Linked DNA regions of Homo sapiens: all the other regions are linked to region 3. A link is a contact called in ENCODE Hi-C or POLR2A ChIA-PET data. All regions are on one chromosome and are shown on one strand. The core of a region is the stretch at or near the end of the contact, and the rest is flanking DNA. Distances in the headings are between cores, read along the strand shown.

Region 1 (3,529 bases), core at 123-2,622, 100 kb after region 3:
TTTATTATCTTTTCCCTGAATGGGTACTCGTGTAAAATGAGTTTTCTTAGTAGATTCCTAGAGATCCTTAAGGAAGGTCTCTTCCTGAAGAATCCAGGTGTGTAAACCACATATTGCCAGAAGGGGGCGCGCGCCACCCACCATTAAACTTCACTCCTGGTCCTCAGAGGACTTTGAGCTGCTTCAAGGGCGGCCCCTCAGCTGAATAGGGGAAGAGGGGAGGTTGATCTTTCCTGGGTAGGAACGTTCGGGGTTAGAGATGCCTCCCCCTAGTGGAAGATTTGGATGGCTCCAAAGAGCAGGGCAGGACCAAAGCTGCCCCAGGCTGCCGGGGAGGCCTGTGAGTGCCGACTGCTCCTCAGGCGTCCGCTCCAAATCCTCTCTTCCTCTCCACCTGAAATTCCCCTTTAGAGTCACTATTTTGGCTTAGAGGACAAAATCACACGTGTTGCTTCTAGAGGACTCCTGTTAGCACACCTAAGTTACCTGAGAAGCGATTCAGGGACCCTCAACATGGCTGCACATGAAAGTCACCAGGAGCTTTAAAAACTGGGGCCCAAGCTGCGTCCCAAACCAAGCAAATCAGAATCCTTGGGGATGGGACCCACGCATTAGCGTTCAACACCTCTCTGGGGGCTTCTGGTGTGCAGCCCGGGCTGTGCGCCCTGGGGTAGGAGCTTGCTGATGCCCTCCCGTGAGTCCAGGTGGTGAGCTGATCTAGTTAGTGAGTTCACCTGGGAGGGCATCGGCTACGATGATGTTTAAACTTTAGTGCATATAAAGCTCACCTGGCAGGGGGAGCGGGGAGAGTTTTCTGGTGCCCTAGCTTTCCTCGTGCCCAGAGGCCACTTCCGGAAGCCCGCAGTCTTGATGAGATGGAAGCAGAGAGAGAGAACGAGAAGGATCCAGCGAGAACCCCGCCTGCTCCGTAAGACGATCAGAGGTCATGAATAATGGAGAGAAACGGGGGCCTTTGAGTCCTGGGAGCCTGGCTGATTCCGGGGCCCCGCCTTCCTCAGGAGGGTCCCGTGTGGGCTGTAAGGCTTGGGAGATCTCCTGGGTGAGGAGCCCTCACCTGTCCCTGGGGTGGCCTGGAGGGATCCCAGGTGACCCCCTGGCTGTGAGGCCAGGTGGGAAATGGACTTCAAGGGCTCCGTGTCACCTGATTCTCCATAGGGAGGAGAGAGGGCTGGTGGGGAGGGGAGAGAGGAAGGAAGTCAGCCTGCCCTCAGCGCCATGAATAAGTGATGAGGCCCAAAGAGAAGCCCCGGGGCAGGTACAGAGGAGGAGGAGGTGGCTCACCAGAGGGTGGTGGGAGGGGACAGGGACAGGAGGTTCAGAGATAAGGCACTGAGGTTCAGCTCAGGAGCCAGAGAAGGCAGAGGGAACAGCACCTTGGGCACGGGGAAGCCAAGAAAACGGGGCACTCTGGCCCACCCAGGCCTGAGCTATAGGAGGGCCGTGGGCGCCAGAGCTCAGGGAGGAGGTCTCAGGTTCCCGCAGGTGTGAGGAGGCGGCACAGTGAGCCTGCGAGCGCTGGGAGAAGGCAGCCGACAGAATGATGCCCCAGAAGAAAAGGCGGAGGAAGAAGGACATCGACTTCCTGGCCCTGTACGAAGCGGAGCTGCTGAACTACGCCTCGGAGGACGACGAGGGGGAGCTGGAACACGAGTACTACAAGGCCAGAGGTGCGGGGTCCCAGCCTGCGGGGGGCGGGTGGTGCAGCTGGCTGCGGTGGGCAGGGGTCTGTTCCTGTCTATGGGGAGTCATTCTAAGATTTCGGAGCAAGCCCTTCCTCACTGATTATCCCATGTGTCTGTTCCATATCCCCTCGGAGTAAGAAGGCAGGCATTATGCAGGGATGGTGGGGTCCCTGTTGTACAGACAGGTGGAGCAACTTGCCTTTAGCCCCCGATTCTCAGTGGAACAGAATAGACTAGAGCCACAGTGCCCCCATGGCCCCATGTTCTCCAGCTCCTGAACATCCCCAAAGCCACGTTCCAGTCTGGTCCCCGAGTAGGTGGTCTGCATCAGGCAGAGCGCCCTGAACTGCTGGGGTCATGAAAGGATGTCTTGGGGAGGAAGCCTGACAGCTCATCCTATGCCCACTGTGGTTGATGGAGACAGGGAGCCTGGGGCTTTGCAAGGAGATGTCCATCCCATATGTCGAAGGCGGCCGGTGCTCTGGACCCCAGGGCCTTGTCCTTCTAGTCTCATCTTTCCCTGGGCCACATGAGACCTGCTTGAAATTGCTCTAACTCCTTGCCAGGTAAACCAAAGAAGTGAACTGTGACCCTAGAGCTGGTTTTGGCCAGCAGAGTTTAAGTTGTTTTTTTCCTTTCCAGCGTTTTGAAATCCTTTTTTCTGTGAATGCCAATAGGCTGTGGACGTCCAGCTTATCACAGTCTCCACCACTCCCTGTCATCTCATACTAGGTCTGGTTTACTCATCAGTGCTGCCTGCCTAGTCTCTGAAGCCATTTAAATTCTCAATGCTGACTCCAAAGTGGCTCACCAGTCCCCGTAAGCGCCATAGTCATCCATGCATTCACTCATTCATTCATTCAGCAAGTATTTATTGAATGTGTGCTCTGTGCCTGCCCATGGCCTTGTTTGTCTTCCCCTTTCTCCCTCTTCCTGTCCTCACTCTGAAAGCCCAGTTCTGATCCCATCTCTTCCATGAAGCCCTCCTTGATTCCAGTCCACCATGAGTTCCCTGATTACATCCAATTCATAATTGTTCCATTGTTTCCTGCAAAGCTTGTCCAGCTGTGTCCGGCTTGCAGCCACAGTCACCCTAAACTCCGTGAGGGTGGGGCCTTGCTGTACTTGTCTTTAGTCCTCATCATTCAGCCCCTGCACAGTCCTGGGCTTAGAGGAGGTAGTCTCAGCTGAGATCAGGAAGGCTGTGGCCCCTTTCCAGGTACAGAATCCTGGGTACCTCCAAGGGTAGAAGGGGGGGCTGTAGTAGGAGGAAGTGGGCCCAGGAAAAAGGAAGCATCCGCCACCTTCTAACAGTACATGTGCCTCAAGCTCTGACCCTCTTGTGAGGGGAGGGGCTGGGAGGTGAGACATCAGGGCAGCATCCCCACCATGTGTGCTTGGCTTCCCAGGTGATTCTCCCCAGCCACGTGACTGTTGGTGAGATCATTCTAGAACCTCTCACAGCCAGCAGCACACTGTTGACTTCTGTTTACGGGCTCTGCATGCCTCAGTGTGGCCATAATGATCGTTCTCCTTTTTATCCTTTCAGAAGCCTTTTTACTAATGTTCTCATGTTTGATCCTTAAGATCCCTGAGCACAGTCAAGGCAGGCGGATCAGCACCACTTCACAAGTTAAAGACTGAGGCCCTGAGACATTAAGTGACTTGAGCAAGGTCACAAACAGGATGGACAACAAGAACCTCAAATATCTTTTTCGAGGCAAGCGCCCCATTTCATCTCATGATGCTGCCAAATAGGATCATGCACCATGCACCAGGCACTGAGTTAAGCACTTTATTCATGTTAACTAATTTCATCTTCATGA
Region 2 (3,490 bases), core at 27-2,526, 81 kb after region 3:
ACAATGTCCTTATTTTGGGGGGACATTCATGATGAATGGATCTAAACCATAATTAATATTTCTCATTATACTAGCTAGCATTTATCAAGCTACGTTAAGCACTTTCCCTATATTATCTCCTGTAATCATCATGAGACCCCTTTGGGTAAGGAGGCTCCCATTGTACAGATGAGGAGACAGAGGCTTAAAGCAATTCCAGGACTTGCCCTTGGTCAGGCACCCAATGGAGGGAACGGCACCCAATGGAGGGAACTGCACCCAGATCTGTAGAGCCCCAAAGTCTGTGCTCCAAACCTCTGTCTTAGCTTCCCAGACAGTGACACCAGAACATGAGGGATCCTGACCAAGATGCCCCTGCAGGATAGTACGGGGCCCTCCTCCAGGGACAAATGCTCTAGGAGGCTGTCATCGTCCGGGAAGCAGCCTGTGCTTATAGGTGCCTCTCCCTAACCCTGCCGCCTACAGCAGTAGCGACTTACCCACAGTGGCACTGGAGGGGAACTGAGGCCATCGTCACATTTTTAAGGTGAGGAAAGATGCCCAGAGATAGCACATGTTAAGTGACAACACGAATGACTTGCCCAGGGCTACATGGCCAGCTTGTGGCTCAACTGGGACTCACCAGTCTCCTGACTTTCAGGATATAGTTTTTCTGCTGCAGCCAGTGTTTATAAGAAAAACATTTTTTCAAAGGCTCAGAGAGACCTGGTGTTGACTCTGGAAGCCTTCTGCCATGTTCCTCCACAGCCCTGTCACCACGCCACCATGCAGTGCAGACTACCCATTGAATTATTATTCAAGGGAAATCGATTCCCGTAAACAAAACAACCATCATGTCTTCCTTTGTGCTAAACCCACTGCTCCAGGCTTGAAAGGCAGCAAAAACAAGTAAATGACTCAGTGCTTAGCCAAGCACAAAGAAAGGTGGCTCAAGGTCAGAGGCAGCGTCTGAGACCATTTCAGCAATGCTGCTGCGGCAGCTCTGCCCACTAATCACCTGGTGCCCAGAGACAGCATGTGCTCATCGCCCTTGACTTTGCTGAGAGCAGGGAGGAAGCAGAGCAGTGCTTAGAAACAACTGAGGCAGAGTAGAGTGCTGGCCAATTTAGTGAGTGAATTGGTGAATAAATTATATTTATTGAGTGCTCATGTTGTGCCAGGCATGGTGCCAGGTGCCGGGGAGCTAGTGATGAACAAAACGTCGTCCCTGCCCTCCGGGAGTTTGTGGTCTGGTGTGTGTGTATACAGACGTTAAATGACGAATCCCACAAACGTACGTGGGAGCTGGTTGTGCTGAACACTATCAAATCCAGTCTCAGGGACAGTTATCTGGGAGAGGTGGAGGAGGGGATGACCAAAGTCAATTCCGAATTCTGAAGGTTGGCAGCATAAAAAGTGTAATGAGCAAAGCAGCAGATACTTCTCAGATATCATCCTTGACATCCGTGTAACATTTGACAAGGTTGGCCTCTCTGGTCTTTTTTGTTTGTTTGTTTGAGACAGAGTCTCCCTCTGTCACCCAGGCTAGAGGGTGGTGATATAAATATGGCTCACTGCAGCCTCGACACCTGGGTTCAAGTGATCCTCCCACCTCAGCTTCCCAAGTAGCTAGGACCACAGGCACGTGCCATTGCTCCCAGCTAATTTGAAAATTTTTTTTTTTTTGTAGAAACGGGGTTTTGCTATGTTGACGAGGCTAGTCTCGAACTCCTGAGCTCAAGCAATCCTCCTGCCTTGGCCTCCCAAAGTGCTGGGATTACAGGTGTGAGCCACTATGCACAGTCTCTCTGGTCTTTCTAAAGTCCTCTCCTCTTCTGTTTTCTAACTATTCTTCCCTGACTTTCCTCCTGTCTCTCTGAATGCTCCTTCTCAGGTTCCTTTGTGGATTCATCTTCCGTGAAGCTTCCTCAGGGTTCTCTTCTCTTCCTAGGAGCATTCCTGCAGAAATCTCATCTATTCAAAGCCTTAAGTATCTTCTGCCCTGGCATCTTAACCCCTCTACCTGCAGGCCAGTCCTCCCTAGGAGCATTGGAAGCATGCTCACTGTGGCCTCCTGCATGTCTGTGTCTGCACAGCATCTCAGACCTCAACATGTCCTCAACTGGTATAGTTAAAAGAACAATCTGAACTCAGAGTCTCCTCCTACTACTTCGTAGCTGTGTGAAATTGAGGGAGCTCCAGAAGCCCCTGGAGGCTCTGGACTCATCATCTGAAATGAGGACAGGATACCAACCACAACAGCTGTTGCAAAGCTAAGTGAAATAGTGTTGCACAATGCCTAGCACAGTGCCCAGCACAAACTAGACACTAGCAAGCACAGGTTGCCTTGGCCCAAAACTTGGATCACCTTTGCCTCTTCCTTCTCCTTCACTCTTTATGTCTATTTGTTCACTGTATCTTGTCAATTCCAACTCATAAACATCCCTTTAAGTCATTCCCTCCCTGCAACCCCTCTGCTACTGCCCTAACCCAGACCATCTGATGGATCTTTTTGCTTTCAGAGAATAACCTTCCAAAAATACCTTTTGTGGGGCCCATTGCCTACCTGTATCATAAACTTCAGGTTCTTTACCAAGTCATGCAGGGAATGTCCCAAGCTGGCTTACTCACCTTCCCAGAGATCCTCCTGCCACCTCCCTGCCCTATCCCATACTATTCCAGGCACCTTTGCACACTCTGTTCAAACACCTGGAATGGCCCTCACACTCCTAAGTTCCTCTCTCCTTCCTTTTATCTGGCCACTTTTGCAGAAGTCAGGTAATGGCCCCCTGCATCCTCCCCTCTAGAGACCTGGGCTGGGCACTCTCTCCTCTGTGCTTCTGCTGCAACCATCACCGACTCCATTAGGACATCCTCACAGCACACAGCATAAGGGCCCGTGTGTCCTTGATAGAAGGTTTGCCTTCTCCCCAAGGGAAGACACGATATCTAAGCTCATTTTGTATTGCCAGCACTGGCGGGGAAGCACATGCCATGGCCACTCAACACATGTTTACTACAGTAATGAGGTCTCTGGTTCCTGGGGGACTCCAGCAGTTCAGGATACCCCGCTAATAAACTGAGTAACACCTTGGGGAAATTGTCAGCTGAGGAGAGTCCTCTATTGATTTTTTTACCTAGCACATCCCAGGAAGGCAGAGACTCCTCCTGCCTGTCCAGGGGAGCTCGGGGCTCAGGAGGCTGAAATGTCTGTCTAGTGGGGGCTTATGGGCTTGGCTAGCCTCTTTTTGTTTTCCCTCATTATAATCCTGCTCATCTGCTTTTTGCTGGCTAGCCAATCCTTTTTCCTCTAGTTTAAATGAAAGAAGGGAGAGACATTTTCTGTGTTTCTTGTTGTCTACTTCTTCCCTTCCTCAAAGCCACACAAACATGTCAGGCTCTTACATCACTGTGGCTGAGGTGCAGCCTGGGAAGCAATGTAAGAGGGATTTATCAATGGTGTTTAAAAAACTAGAGGAACATGCTGAATGCTTTGGCTGGGAAACAGGTG
Region 3 (3,667 bases), core at 97-2,596:
TATGAATTAACACAAATCCCGAATTCTTGGTGGAACCCTTATCATGAGATTTTACTGTGCATTATTTGATCTTTCCAGTTCAAAGAAGAAACTACTAAATGCCAAGGTCGAGAGTATTGGAGTCTGGGCACTTCCCCCATCAAAGTTCTTGTGCTGAGGTTTGAGTTTCGGTCAGGTTCGCTGTTGAATCCCTGGCCTGACTCTAGAACATCCCGGAGTGCCTGCTGGAACCTGGGAAGGGGCACCCTAGAATCTTCCAACCGGCCTCAGTGGCGAGCGCCGCGGGCACACGACTCCCAGCGCTTGGAGCCTCTGCGGTGTTAGGATGACAGGACTGTCGCCTGGCCGGGTTGGGGGGTGGGGACGGTATTTCAGGCTAAGAATTTCTGAGAGGCACGACATTCGCATTGCGTTTCTGTGATTATTCTCCCTGGCTTGCGTTCTGAAGCACGAATCTTTCCGGATGTAGTAACTGGCTTCCTAAAGCTTTGGGGGGACTGTGGTCCCCGAAGGCTGCCGGCTGCCTGACCTAAGATTTACGAGTGGTTCCAAGGATGAGACAAGGTCCCAGTGTCTCGGTGACAACAGGGTCTTTGACGAACGGCTGCCGAGTTGCAGCTGGGGAGGGGGAAGAGGACTGTGGCGGGGGCGGGGAGCCCCTGAATTTCTTCCTTGTAGGAGTTGGGCGCCGGGGCACGGGCAGGCAGCCCCGCAGGCCATCAGCATGCAGGAGCGGCGCGCCGTCCTTGAAGGGCTGCCCGGCTGACCTTGCTCCGCTTTCTCCGGAGAAATCGCTAGGAGAGCGCGAGGACGCGGCCACGATGGTGACTCAGTGCCCTGCGCGCCGCACGCAAATGCTCCCTTCCATCAAGTCCAGCTCCGCAACTGTTGTTTCCTCTTCCTGCCCTCTTTTTTTTCTTTTTTTTTCTTTTTGAGACGGAGTCTCGCTCTGTCGCCCAGGCTGGAGTGCAGTGGCGCGATCCCGGCTCACTGCAACCTCCGCCTCCCAGGTTCAAGCGATTCTTCTGCCTCAGTCTCCCAAGTAGCTGGGACTACAGGCGCGTGCCACCACGCCTGGCTAATTTTGTTTTTTGTATTTTTAGTAGATACGGGTTTTCGCCATATTGGCCAGGCTGGTCTTGAACTCCTGACCTTGTGATCCGCCCGCCTCGGCCTCCCAAAGTGCTGGGATTACAGGAGTGAGCCACCGCGCCCAGCCCCTGCCCTCTTTTTAATTCCAAGATTCAAACCCGGCGTTTTGCGCTCCGCCCCTCCCCCTCCCCACGGCCCGCCTATCATTAGCCAGACTGCGCGGGTGTTTTGTACGCCCCCTCCCCCCGTCCCTATCGGCAGAACCGGAGGCCAACCTTCGCGATCCCTTGCTGCGGGCCCGGAGATCAAACGTGGCCCGCCCCCGGCAGGGCACAGCGCGCTGGGCAACCGCGATCCGGCGCCGGACTGGAGGGGTCGATGCGCGGCGCGCTGGGGCGCACAGGGGACGGAGCCCGGGTCTTGCTCCCCATTGGCCGCCACCTCGGCGGGAGGGGCCGCCTCCGGCTCGTGGCACCTGGCGTCTCCCCTCCGCGGGGAAATCGGCGGCTACCCGGCACCGGCGCCTGGAGGTAAAGGTACCCGGGGGTGGGGAAGGCCCCTGGCCGCGGCAGAGCTCCCTGCCACCGGCCCTGTCCTGCTTGCCGCCCCAGCGCCTGCGACGCTTGGATGCCCCCAGCTCCGGCCGCGCCAACCAGAAACTTTGCCCCTCGAAGTCCCCCGCCTGCCTGACCGCACCGTGAGGCGCCAAGTCGGCCGCGCGCCCCCCGGGGCCCCGGAACCCCGCGAGTCATTGCCTGGCCGCCCCGTACCCCGCGCCCGCGGCGCCCGGTAGCCAGGATGCGCTACGCGGACCCCTCGGCCAACCGGGATTTGTTGGGGAGCCGAACTTTGCTCTTCATCTTCATCTGCGCCTTTGCCTTGGTGACCTTGCTGCAACAGATCCTGTATGGCAGGAACTACATTAAGAGGTAAGAAAGTCCATTGAGAGGGCGGGATGCGCGGAGCCGGCCGGCGAGCCCCCGGGTGGCAGTGGCCGCGGCAGCTTCGGTCGCAGCGCCCCGGGGTGAGTGGCCGTGGGGTCCGCTCCTAGCCCCGAGCATGGCCGCTTAGGCTTGGGCCACCGCGTTTCCAAGAGCATCCTTGCTTGCTTCTGCCCAGCGCTGGCTGGAGGGTCCAGACAACTTTGTTCCGCTGTGAAAAATGAAGGACAGAATAGAATTCCAAGCAACCAGGCTGACGATAAATCCATTTAATACCCGGAGAGACCGCATGGATCGGAGCGGTGTCCTCCAGACCCACAGTTCTATGGCCATTTGTTTGGACTCCGGGGTCGGAGGGCTCAAAATCGTATCGATTGTTTGTTTGTTTGTTTGTTTGTTTATAACCTCGCGAGTCCTGAACTTTCGTAAGGACCCTTGGGAGAAAAAGCATTTTCCCCTCCAGGAGCTTCGGGTTCGGTGGGGGTGGTAGTGTGGGCTGTGGCTATGCGACAGGGATAGTGATAGTGAAGTCTTACAATCCCACAGCCACTGGATCTGTGAAACTCAACAACCTGATTCCTTCTGAAACAGATGGCTTTTTTTTTCTCATCCTTAGCGCAAAAGGTCAGAGCTGCAGCATAAGTTAACCCCTCGTTGGGCTCTCCCCCTACTCCACCCCAATCCACGGTTAAACTCCAAGAGAAAGAGCAGTAGGAGGTGTCACTCAGAAATTCAATTCGGGCACAGCCTCAGCCTCTCTATTTGCAGAAGATACACTGAAATGCCAGCCACTTCCTTCTGCCGGCTCTGCTGGCTTAAGGAAACACTTGGGGTTCCTCCGCCTGGTTTGAGAGATTAGGGGAGGTTCTTGCTCTAGGATACACCCATATCAGAGCCTCTCTTGGCAAGAGCCCTCTCTCCTAGCTGCTGGGCTGTTTTTTAGTTTGCTGCTAGTGTCTCCCTACTCTCACCGCCCCTCCCCTAGGTTGATAGGAAAATAAATGTCTCTCTAGCTAAGTAAGCATCCCACCTTCTTCTCTAAACTTCCCCATAACGAAACAGCCCTCTTCTCATCCTTTGGGTGAGGTGGATACATCAGGTATGGGTGCTCCCAATCTGGGCTGCCCACGAAGGTGGGAGGGTGAGGATCGCTGCTAGGTGTCGCTGTCCAGTGGAAAAGCCGAGCACTTAGGCTGTTTCCCCTCCTTGTAACTCCCCCGGAGCTGGGGAGTAATGAGGCACCTTGTTCTGAACATTTGTTTACAGCCAGTTGCTGCTCCGGACCTTCCCAGGGAGCGTTCCCTGGTTGGTGGCAGCTCCTGAGTGCTGTCTGACACTGGTGGCTTTAAAGGCCATCTTCGGAGTCTCCTGGCTTCTTGGATCTGATTGGGCCTGCCTCTTGTTTTGGCTACTGCTGCCCCTGAGATGATCCTATGCAAGGACAGCTGGGTCCCCCACAGCTTGCTGCGGCCCTGCAGGCCGATTGCCTGCTGCTGTCTTGGCACTTGCTCTTCAGCAGGGCAGCTCTGGGTTCCTGCCCCCTCCCGGCACCTCCCCAAAGTTGCTGGGGCTGCTGGGATTCCTTCTGCCTTGTCAACAGGGGGAAAATACAACCGCCCATGGCAAACGCCAAC

What was found. Hi-C counts contacts between places; a loop is a spot of excess contacts on that map. ChIA-PET counts read pairs that join two places held with the same protein, here RNA polymerase II (POLR2A). Pooled maps may share reads with other maps.
Region 1: a pooled map shows a loop between it and region 3 (2.4-fold over the local background). The contact joins the promoter of LOXHD1 here to the promoter of ST8SIA5 in region 3. A Hi-C loop is called at or near these places in 1 of 37 single-sample maps with no recorded cell type and 1 of 50 pooled maps. POLR2A ChIA-PET finds 5 or more read pairs at or near these places in 1 of 52 experiments (activated CD4-positive, alpha-beta T cell).
Region 2: a loop to region 3 is called in a map of heart left ventricle, with 4 times the contacts of the local background. The contact joins the enhancer-like site here to the promoter of ST8SIA5 in region 3. A Hi-C loop is called at or near these places in 5 of 168 maps with a recorded cell type or tissue (adrenal gland, dorsolateral prefrontal cortex, heart left ventricle and 2 more), 1 of 37 single-sample maps with no recorded cell type and 7 of 50 pooled maps. POLR2A ChIA-PET finds 5 or more read pairs at or near these places in 2 of 52 experiments (H1 and activated CD4-positive, alpha-beta T cell).

What each region holds. Positions count from the first base shown.
Region 1 is chr18:46,655,063-46,658,591 of GRCh38, reverse strand. It overlaps LOXHD1 (lipoxygenase homology PLAT domains 1), which reads left to right and starts at 1,372. Exons shown (of 41, transcript NM_001384474.1): 1 at 1,372-1,688. The coding sequence starts at 1,559. RefSeq lists enhancers at 315-364, 175-1,124.
Region 2 is chr18:46,674,062-46,677,551 of GRCh38, reverse strand. It overlaps ST8SIA5 (ST8 alpha-N-acetyl-neuraminide alpha-2,8-sialyltransferase 5), which reads left to right. Exons shown (of 7, transcript NM_013305.6): 7 at 1-3,490. Among named protein-coding and RNA genes, the nearest start is that of LOXHD1, 19 kb to the right of the region's middle. RefSeq lists enhancers at 1-744, 745-1,592. Within about 2 kb of position 1,276, at least 2 of the 41 ENCODE cell types and tissues checked have a DNase peak (open chromatin) inside an H3K27ac peak, as active enhancers do.
Region 3 is chr18:46,754,732-46,758,398 of GRCh38, reverse strand. ST8SIA5 (ST8 alpha-N-acetyl-neuraminide alpha-2,8-sialyltransferase 5) reads left to right here and starts at 1,346. Exons shown (of 7, transcript NM_013305.6): 1 at 1,346-2,021. The coding sequence starts at 1,891. ST8SIA5-DT (ST8SIA5 divergent transcript) reads right to left here and starts at 956. Exons shown (of 3, transcript XR_001753434.3): 1 at 1-956. RefSeq lists a silencer at 1,374-1,763.